Regions from separate parts of the Homo sapiens genome. Here region 1 is linked to region 2. A link is a contact called in ENCODE Hi-C or POLR2A ChIA-PET data. All regions are on one chromosome and are shown on one strand. Each heading gives the region's core, a stretch centred on a gene start or an enhancer-like site at or near the end of the contact. The rest is flanking DNA. Distances are from core to core; before and after follow the strand shown.

Region 1 (4,704 bases), core at 2,205-4,704, 37 kb before region 2:
GATACAAACAGTGAAGTTTGGCCTAATGTATGGCCCTCCCTTCGTTGGGGTACCTTTTATAGCGCAGGATCCTGATTTTCAGTCCTTCCTACTGCCTTTTCTTTTCTCTGGCACTAGAACGTACCTCCTTCTAATTTTGCTTTCTCAGGCTTGAGGGCTCACCTGTCAGATGTTAGTACGAGAAGGAAACAGAGCTCATCCACTTTGGGGATTAGCAGTCAATGGCCCATAGGCCAAATCCAGCTGCTTGTTTCTGTGCAGCCTATGAGCTAAGAATGGTTTTTAGACTTTTTAAAAGTTGAAAAAAAAGTCAAAGAATATTTTGTGACACGTGAAAGTTTTCCACATTCATAAATGAACAGATAACCCATTCATTTAAATGTTGTCTGTGGCTGCTTACAGCCCTGTAAAGCCTAAAATATTTACTATCTAGCTTTTACAGAAAATGTTTGCCAACACCTGATCTAATTCATTACTCTAATTTTACAGATGAGAAAAGTAAGGGCCAAATAGGTGAATTGGTCTGTCCAAAGGTACACAACTCATCAGAAATTGTCTGGAATGCTTCCTCCATTGCCCTCCAGTGCTCTGCCTACTGTGATATAGGCCCTCAGATGAACACTCACTGCAGAGGGCAATGTACAATGTATTTTCTTTTTTTTTTTTTTTTTTGAGACAAGTTCTTGCTCTCCCAGGCTGGAGTGCAGTAGTGCAAACCTGGCTCACTACTGCCTTGACCTCCTGGGCTCAAGTGACCCTCCTGCCTCAGCCTCACAAGTGGCTGAGACTACAAGCCTATACCACCACACCCTGATTTTTTTTTTAGACATGGGGTCTCGCTGTGTTGCTCAGGCTGGTCTTGGAGCTCAAGTGATCCTCCTGACTCAGCCTCCCAAAATATGGGGATTACAGGTGTGAGCCACCATGCCTGGCCCAATGCAGCTTTTTAAAGGAAAGTAAATATTTAGAACACATGCACATGTTAAGTCTGTGAGTTCTTAGAATTTTAATTTTCACTTGAAATCTAGTTCTAGGAAATATGTTAAGCTTAAAATACATTTGAACTGCTTAAACAGGCAGAGAGATGCCTCCCTTTTTCCTTATAGCAATTGATTACATCCTCTGTGCAGCATTTAAGCAGTAAAGAAGAGGAAGATTGACTTGGTTCCCCAGCCTCCTAGGTGTAGAATTTCATTTAAAGAAAAATAACTGTGGTCTCAATGCAAGTTTGAACTTAAGAGCAGTTCCAGAAAATTGCAAAAATATATTAGTTGGGACTCGGGTCTAAGGGATTGGAAAGGGAACATTCCCAAGATGCTAACCTTATGAAAATGAGGTTGCTTTAAGTGCCCAACATAAGTTTCCCCCACCCCTCCCCACATGGAGACAACAGCAAGGGTGTTCATGCTTGCTGACTGGTGTGGGATTTCCTGCCACTCAAATTTCCACACATTGTCTCAGTGGCAAAGGTAGAAGAAGCTGGGTGCGGTATAAATAGGAAATGATTGGGATTTTTCCAGGCACTGCCCTCCTCCGCTGGTTGCCAGTTCTCCCTTCTCTGCTCAGTGCCGGATCCCTCAACACCATTGTAGGCAGATTCTATACCTTCCCCGTCACTTTGGATAACTAAAGTGTCCAATTTAAACGTCCAATCTCAGGTCCAATCCAGAGCCTTCCCTTCCCTGTCAGCAGCGAGGCACAGGCCTCAAGGGAACTGGCAGGCTGTTTGCCCTCCCTTTGCCACCTCACCTAAAGGAGCTGGGGCCTGGGAGTGCTGCCAGGAGATGCCTTCCCTTTCTTTCTAGGGTCCAGCTCCTCCAGTGTGTTGGATGAGACAGGAAAGGAAAATATGAGAGTCCCTTTTTTTACTGGCCACTGTTGGCACCTCCTTCTTAGCCACCCCTGCTCCCTTGAGTAGCACCAGGTTTCCCTGATGCCCTCCTCTTCAGGGGCAGACATGCAAGCCTGGCTTTCCCCTGGGGTGTATGTGAGTTTTATGCAGGGGTATTTCCCACATCCTCACTGCTGGAGACATGACTGAGCACACAGCATTTTAGGTGAGCCCTGGCAAGCTAACCCAAGCTTACCTACGTCATGGATGTCCACTTGACCCACAGAAAACTCATGCCTTCTCGCCATGCCAAGTGGTGGCAGTCTCTCCCTGGCCAGTTCTCTCCTGCCATGCGTGGCCCTCACGCTGTTCCTCAAAGGCACCAGGCTCTGTTCTTCTGCAGGTACTTCTGTGTCATCGGTCCGCTGTAGTGTCCCATTCTCCTACCCCATCCTTCCCTGCACACCTGATGTGTCTACTCATCCTTCAGGTCCTGCTCTAAATGCTGCTTCATTGGAGAAGCGGACCCTGATTCCTGATGCTGCACACTGACTTATGATCCCATTACATGTTTTTATAAAACCCTGTTATCTCCCTTCATAATGCCTATCACAACTGTAATTGTATAGTAATTTAAGCCATGACCTGTTTCCCTCTGGTAGACTTAATTCCTTGGGGCAAGAATCATGTCTGTCATGTTCTCCAGCACAGGGCCTGGTGTGAGTGGCACCCAGCACATCCTCATAAAAGCATGAGAGAGAACAGGGAACTAATAAGACATGGATCCAACCTTAAGCAGTTGGCTCAGCACAAATTATAATTCAGTTTCCCAATTTTACCTTTTCCTTTCTCCCTCCTGTGTTCCTTCCTTATTCTTCCCTTTCCTTCTGTCTCCCTCACTCTCTGCTTGCCTTCCTTGCTTCCTCCCTCCCTTCCTTCCTTTTTTCTTTCCCTTTCATATGCATTAATCCAAGGATCCAAGCTTTATTTCCAATGACTTGGAAAACTGAACCAAGAGCAACTGTTAGGGAGTGTTTTTGTATGATCATTTCTTTTTCTCCCGTTTGAGAATCCATAGAACCCCTCTGTAAGATGTGAGCTTGGTTTCCAAGGCTGGGCTTCAGCACACATTTGGGAAAGCCCTGGTCTTGTGTATGGGCTACAAAGACTTACTAGAAGCAGACGTGCGGATTGAACGTTGACCCCTGTCCAGAACATCTGTTCTCTTCCTATACCTGTGTGCATCATCATAACTTTAAAGAAACACTGACATGGAGCATGGCTGGCTTTTCATAGGAAACCCACATCTGTTTGCCGTGGGGTTGCTCCCCAACCACTGCAGTTTCTGTGTCATTTTTGGAGCTACTGACGGGACATTGGCTCTCTTCTTGTGTGCTGCAATGTACCACTCTCTCTCTGCTCTTCATCAGATTTTTCTGGGAACTGCTCCAAGGAGAGGAGATAGAGAACAACAATTTCTTTTCTCTGTCCTCACCCAGTTTTAAACTCCAGAAACAGCATAGAAAACTTTACTTTTGTAAAACTTTTTTTTACCTAAAGCGAAAGGCCATCTAGTGGAGTAACTGGGAAAGGCACACTCTGAGGGCAGAACTTCACCTTCAGACTCACAGCGACCACCGCTTTAGGAGCCCTGGACTCAGCAGGAAAGTAATGAGAGGTTGTGTCACTACCACACGAGGCATGGAGCCAAAGGGAGCTTTCTCTTATTGAACGAAGTTTTTTGGTGATGTAGTTCTATGTATACTTCAGAAAGTGTTCCCACAAGCCTTAAATTAAGGCAAATAAAATGTAGAATCACCAGAAAATAAAGACCAACAGCATCAACCTAGGATGCAAATGTCTTCAGTAGTCCATAGCTGGACATTGAAATAGTATGCTCAACCTGTTGAAATTGACCTTAATTTGATTCAAATTAAGAAGCTTCTCTTCCTCTCATGCTGCAGTAGGTTTCTAATGATTCCTAATTGTATTAATCCAAGAAATTAAATGATTCTAAAACCATGAATTGGTAAGTAATTCAGAGAACTTCATCTTTATGTTAAAAACTGTATTAATAGAATTTTAGAGCTAGAAAGTCCCTTAGCAACTAGTGAATCCAGTCATTTATTTTCTACAAGAAGAAAACCAAGGCCCTGAAAGACTAACTTATTTGTTGATGACCACACAGTCCTCTTCCTCAGTATAATTCTTTTCTCTGCAATTCTTATTCAGGAAGCAGTCTGATTAACCCTGAGCTAAAGTTTCATTTGCAAGTGCTTTTGGTTTTTTTGTTCTGGAATTGTGCATGTCTGTGTGTGCCTTCCCTTTTTGAAGCCTAAGCCGCGGTGCTAACCCATGGCCCAGCATGTGAGAGTTGGAGAACATCTCTGCAGTTGTTTAGCCTCAATCGCCAGCCTTGGCAAGGAAAAATGACAGAGATTCAGAAAGGTCAACAGTGGCTCACCTCATTTCATAACTAGCTGGTCCCAAACCTGGAATTGAACTCTGCTCTTCAGATGGCCAGTGTACTGTAGTATATTTCCTGGAATGCCAGGCTCCATCCCGGTCTTGCCACTCCCACTGGTTAGGAAGCATGCATACACAGTTAGCAAAAGCAAATTTACTTGAGAAGTGTACTAACTGGAATTTTTATAATCTGTAATATGGTAAAGTTATTCTTGTGGTCTTTAGAATTTTTAAGATTGGGGTATTTTCTGCATTTTCTTCTGTCGCCTTCAGAAATGATGAATACGTTTCCATTTGATTTCTCTCTCTTTTTCCAAACCCCAGCATATAAATAACGACCATATTCATGGAGAGAAGAAGGAGTTCGTGTGCAGGTGGCTGGACTGCTCAAGAGAGCAGAAACCCTT
Region 2 (4,596 bases), core at 661-3,160:
CCAGGAGGCAGAGTTTGCAGTGAGCTGAGATCTTGCCACTGCACTCCAGCCTGAGTGACAGAGTGAGACTCCATCTCAGAAAAAAAAAAAAAAAGAAAAGAAAAAGAAAAGAAACCGCAGAGCCATCCGGGTACGGCTGCATGTATTTGCATTTACAGTGACTGATGCTGAGTTCCTGGCTATAGGAGTATTCCATTTTATGGAATACTTCTGGATACTGCACTCACAGACTCAACTGTAAACTGAACACATTTATATTATATCTCTAATCTCTATTCTCATAATAGTCTTACTAGTATTACCACCACTTTAAAAATGGAGAGAGAGAGAAAGAGAAAGTGTGTGTGTTACCTTTCTGAAATCACTCAGCTAGCAAGTGCAAGAACAGGGATCCCAACCCTCACCACTTCTCCACATTCCTTGTTTTGCGAATCAAGATGTGTGACCCTGTTTGGGGTTAGGCACAGTGGCTCAAGCCTCTAATCCCAGCACTTTGGGATGCCGAGGAGGGTGGATCACCTGAGCTCAGGAGTTTGAAACCAGCCTGGCCAACATGGTAAAACCCCATCTGTACTAAAAATACAAACATTGGCTGAGAGTGGTTGTGCACACCTGTAAATCTGAGCACTTTGAGAGGCTGAGATAGGAAGATCACATGAGGTTAGGAGTACGAGACCAGCCTAGCCAACATGGTGAAACTGCGTCTCTACTAAAAATATAAAAATTAGCCGGGCGTGGTGGTGCACCTGTAATCTCAACTACTCAGGAGGCTGAGGCAGGAGAATCGCTTGGACCCGGGAGGCAGAGGTTGCAGTGAGCTGAGATTGTGCCACTGAACTCCAGCCTGAGTGACGGAGTGAGACTATGTTTCAAAAAAAAAGATGTTATGACATTGTTTGGGTCATAATCAGTCACAGAGAAACATAGTGGCAAAATCCCAGTCTCTGAGTTCCAAGGCAGAGAATATGTGAGTTTACTCAGAGATGACAATTTAAGATTGCCTCTTCCTTAGCTCTGGGACCTCAGGCAAGTTTATGTATCTGTGCCTCAGTGTCCTCATCTGTCCAGATGACTGAATCATTGTGAGCAGGAGATGAGTTAAGTCTTGCAGTGTTTGCAGGCACCAGGGAAGTGGCACAGGTTATAATTAACAGTTCAGACATCAGGGAAGGGTTCCAAGAACATGAGTTAAACACTGACTAAGGAGGGGCCCTTTCAGAAGAGGAAGAGGTGGAGAGGAAGGTACAAGAGACAGTATGAGGTGGGAGAGTGGACCTCTGTAGATGAGGGTCAGGAAGGAGGTTGACAGGATGTACATAAGGCACTGGCAGGAGTGAAAACTCGGGGTGAAGGTGCATAGGCCCCAAACACCCCATGAAGGAGTCTGGGCTTTGCCCTGGAGGACCAGAGCTGGAGGGGACACACCAGGGGGGCCAGTGGGTGTGCTTTTTGGAGAAAATTTTAGAAGAAGAGGGAGGAGGCCAGAAGTCAACGATGCCTGGTCTAGAAGTCATAGCTTCTGTGAACGAGGAAGTCTCATAGGCAAAAGAACAGGCCTGGTCTTATGGGGTTCTGGGTCCAAAGGCCAGACCTGTTGCAAAGTGTCAGCAAGAGAAAAATTCCTGGCCCTCTCCTGCCAGCTCTAGCTCCCCCTGTCAATGAGAGAAAGGACAGGCCTATTCCAGAACACTCAGCCATCAGGCACAATCTCCAAGACTTGACTGTCCACTGCCCTCCTTCCCTCCCTCCACACTCCCCTCACCACACTTGTGGAGGGCCTGGGGATTAATGCCCAGTTTGCAGGGCATTTAATAGTGGCTTCTCAGCGGGCGGAGCTGCAAACGCGTCCAACAGCCCCTTCAGCCCATGCTGCTGCTGCCACCGCGTGGTGCAGGCGGGGAATGACTGCGCACCGTCCCTGTTCAGCGGGAGCACCGGAGCCCATCTCCACCTCCGTTCTCTGCGCTGAAGAGGAAAGAACCACGCGGATTCAGCACGGGGAATGTTTCTTGTTTAGGAACTGTAATATAGGGATTGGACACTAGCTAAAAAAGAGCATCTTTGGAGATGGGGGTATTAAACAGTTCAAATATGCTTGGGATTCATCAATATGAGACTTGGAGAAACATCTCTGTGGCCACTGCTGTGGCTTTCTTGGATCTGAACCAGACACTGCCTTTGTTTTTTACTACATATAAGCCAGAGGGAGTCCTGGGCTGCCTGAGCTGGGGAGGCGGGTGCGGTGACAGCAGCGCCCCTGCAGACTGAGCCTGCGAGTCCCACGCGTGAAGCCCACGCGTGAAGCCCGCAGGGTGCGCCGGGTTGTGCGGGGCATGGCAGCTCCCAGCCCCTCCACACATCGGGTCGGCCACTTCCCTGCGGGGACAGAATCTAGCATTTTTTCAACTGTCCTAGTCTATGTATAATTCCGTTTGTCTTTTGAAAGCAGTTGTTTATTTTGAAAGGCACAAGCGGAATGCCTTACATCAGCGCCCCTTGACCCGGAGGTAGGAGGAGCGTGAGAGGAGCCACAGGGTGGACTTTAAACCACACCGATGTGCTTGAGTCACGGGTCCTCGGGTAGCAAGTGGCTCTGCACAAGTTGTTGAACTTTTGAATTTTTTTTTTTTGACAGAGTCTCACTTATGTCCCCCAGGCTGGTGTGCAATGGCACGATCTCCGCTCGCTGCAACCTCCGTCTCCCCGGCTCAAGCAATTCTCCTGCCTCAGCCTCCAGAGTAGCTGGGATTACAGGCGCCCCCCACCAAGCCCAGCTACTTTTTTGTAGTTTTAGTAGAGATGGGGTTTCACCATGTTGGCCAGGCTGGTCTCAAACTTCTGACCTCAAGTGATTCGCCTGCTTCAGGCTCCCAAAGTGCTAGGATTACCGGCGTGAGCCACCACGCCCGGCCAGTTGTTGAACTTTCTATGAGCCTCTGTTTCCTCATCTGTGGAATGTGTCCTAGTCTATGTAGTAGATTAGTCTCTCTTGTAGAGGAGTCTAAATCATCAAGGGCGGTGTGTTTGCCTTTCATTTTACCCCACTCCAGACCACTCAGCAGGGCCCCCTTCTCGTTACTCCCTTTAACTATTGCAGCGAGTTAGGCAGTGACCCTTATATTCATGTCCGGGCAATCACTTCAAACATGGATATAGATGAACTCTGTGCCAAAAGAAGCATGTAACTGATTGCCCCCCAAAAGGAGAGGGCCAGGGCTGGTCATAGCGATGACCATGTGCCCAGAGGTCTTAGCGTGTGCCCCAGAGGAGGCTCCAAAATGAGGAAATGAGGGATCTGAAGGGCGGAAGGGAAGAGAGGTTCAGGCAGGTGTCCAAGGCTATCTGCCTGGTCAGTGACAGAGCCTGGACTGTGTGAAGGCAGATCCCATGCGTCTACCACTCACTGGCTGCCTCCAGCGGAAAGCAGAGTGGGCCCTGGGGTCACACACTCAGCTGGGAGGGAGTCCTCTTCCACGGAGTCAGTGGGTGACAGGGAATAGCCAGAGGCAGGGAAAGGAGAAGAGAGTGAGCAGAACAAGGTCATGGCAAAGTCTGGGTGAGAGGGAGGCTCCCAGGTGCAGGGCATTGAGAAGGGAACCCACAAGGGGAGGGGCCGAGGGTGGGGAGCCGCGGCTGGGGCACACTGAGGGTGAGGAGAGCATCCCATCCATGTGAAAATACCCAGGAGCTTGGGGATTTTGAGCTCCTATGAGTGGGCGTCTCATACCCAGAGTTCATTGCTGATGCCTTGACTGATTTCTTAAAACAGAAAAGATTTACTTGTAGGTGAAAGGAAGGAGAAAGACAGAAAAGAAATGTAATAGAGTGTCCCAGACAGGACTCAGTGCCATCAGGGATAGGGGTCAGGCACCTCTTGCCCAGAGATGCTTAAGGAGCTATGGTTCTTTGATGCTCTACCATTCTAGGAGTAGTTCAGGCAGCAAGAGAAACATCTTCCTGCCGCTAAGAATTGCTCAGACTTCAGCTGTTGTGGGCACTTACATTACTTAAGTTCAGTTTTTGTCACTCAAGGAAAGTCTTGTTGACAGAGGTGACAGAGGCTCAGAGTTAGGACCCATGTAGCAGAGATCAGCTTTACTGGGAAAAACTGCTTTGAGGCTCTGTAGGGAGCGGAATGAGAAACGGCAGTCACACACTGCCCCCTGGTGTTCAAGAGCATTTACTGTACCTTGGCTGCTTCCAAAGAGACAGGCGGAGCTCAGGCTTAGTCACCTTACAAATGTCCTTCCTAGGTGTTTTGGGTCTTACACATGTTCTTTTCACCTGTCAGTAACGAGGACCAGCTTTAGTGTTTACCAATCTATTTGCGCACTTTTTGGCCATACAACCCCGTGCAGGAAAAATAATCACAGGGAAAGAGAAGTGGGCTCTCCTCCCTGCACCCTTCCCTGCTCCCACAGCAGCCCACCTGGGAGCTGGCATATGTGATGGTTGAAAAGCATACTGCTTTTTACGTGTCATTCCTCAATAAAGTGATTTTCAAAAACACACAAAAAAAGCGTGGACTTTGCAGACAGATCATATTCAAATCCTGGTGCCCTGTGACCCAGAGGGTGGATAAGTCACTTAATCTGT

What was found. Hi-C counts contacts between places; a loop is a spot of excess contacts on that map. ChIA-PET counts read pairs that join two places held with the same protein, here RNA polymerase II (POLR2A). Pooled maps may share reads with other maps.
Region 1: a map of CD8-positive, alpha-beta T cell shows a loop between it and region 2 (13-fold over the local background). The contact joins two enhancer-like sites. A Hi-C loop is called at or near these places in 30 of 168 maps with a recorded cell type or tissue (A673, CD8-positive, alpha-beta T cell, Caco-2 and 22 more) and 37 of 50 pooled maps. POLR2A ChIA-PET finds 5 or more read pairs at or near these places in 3 of 52 experiments (MCF 10A, OCI-LY7 and activated naive CD8-positive, alpha-beta T cell).

What each region holds. Positions count from the first base shown.
Region 1 is chr7:41,978,666-41,983,369 of GRCh38, reverse strand. It overlaps GLI3 (GLI family zinc finger 3), which reads left to right. Exons shown (of 15, transcript NM_000168.6): 11 at 4,622-4,704. Among named protein-coding and RNA genes, the nearest start is that of GLI3, 260 kb to the left of the region's middle. Within about 2 kb of position 3,454, at least 3 of the 41 ENCODE cell types and tissues checked have a DNase peak (open chromatin) inside an H3K27ac peak, as active enhancers do.
Region 2 is chr7:41,940,510-41,945,105 of GRCh38, reverse strand. No RefSeq gene overlaps it. Among named protein-coding and RNA genes, the nearest start is that of INHBA, 240 kb to the right of the region's middle. Within about 2 kb of position 1,910, at least 7 of the 41 ENCODE cell types and tissues checked have a DNase peak (open chromatin) inside an H3K27ac peak, as active enhancers do.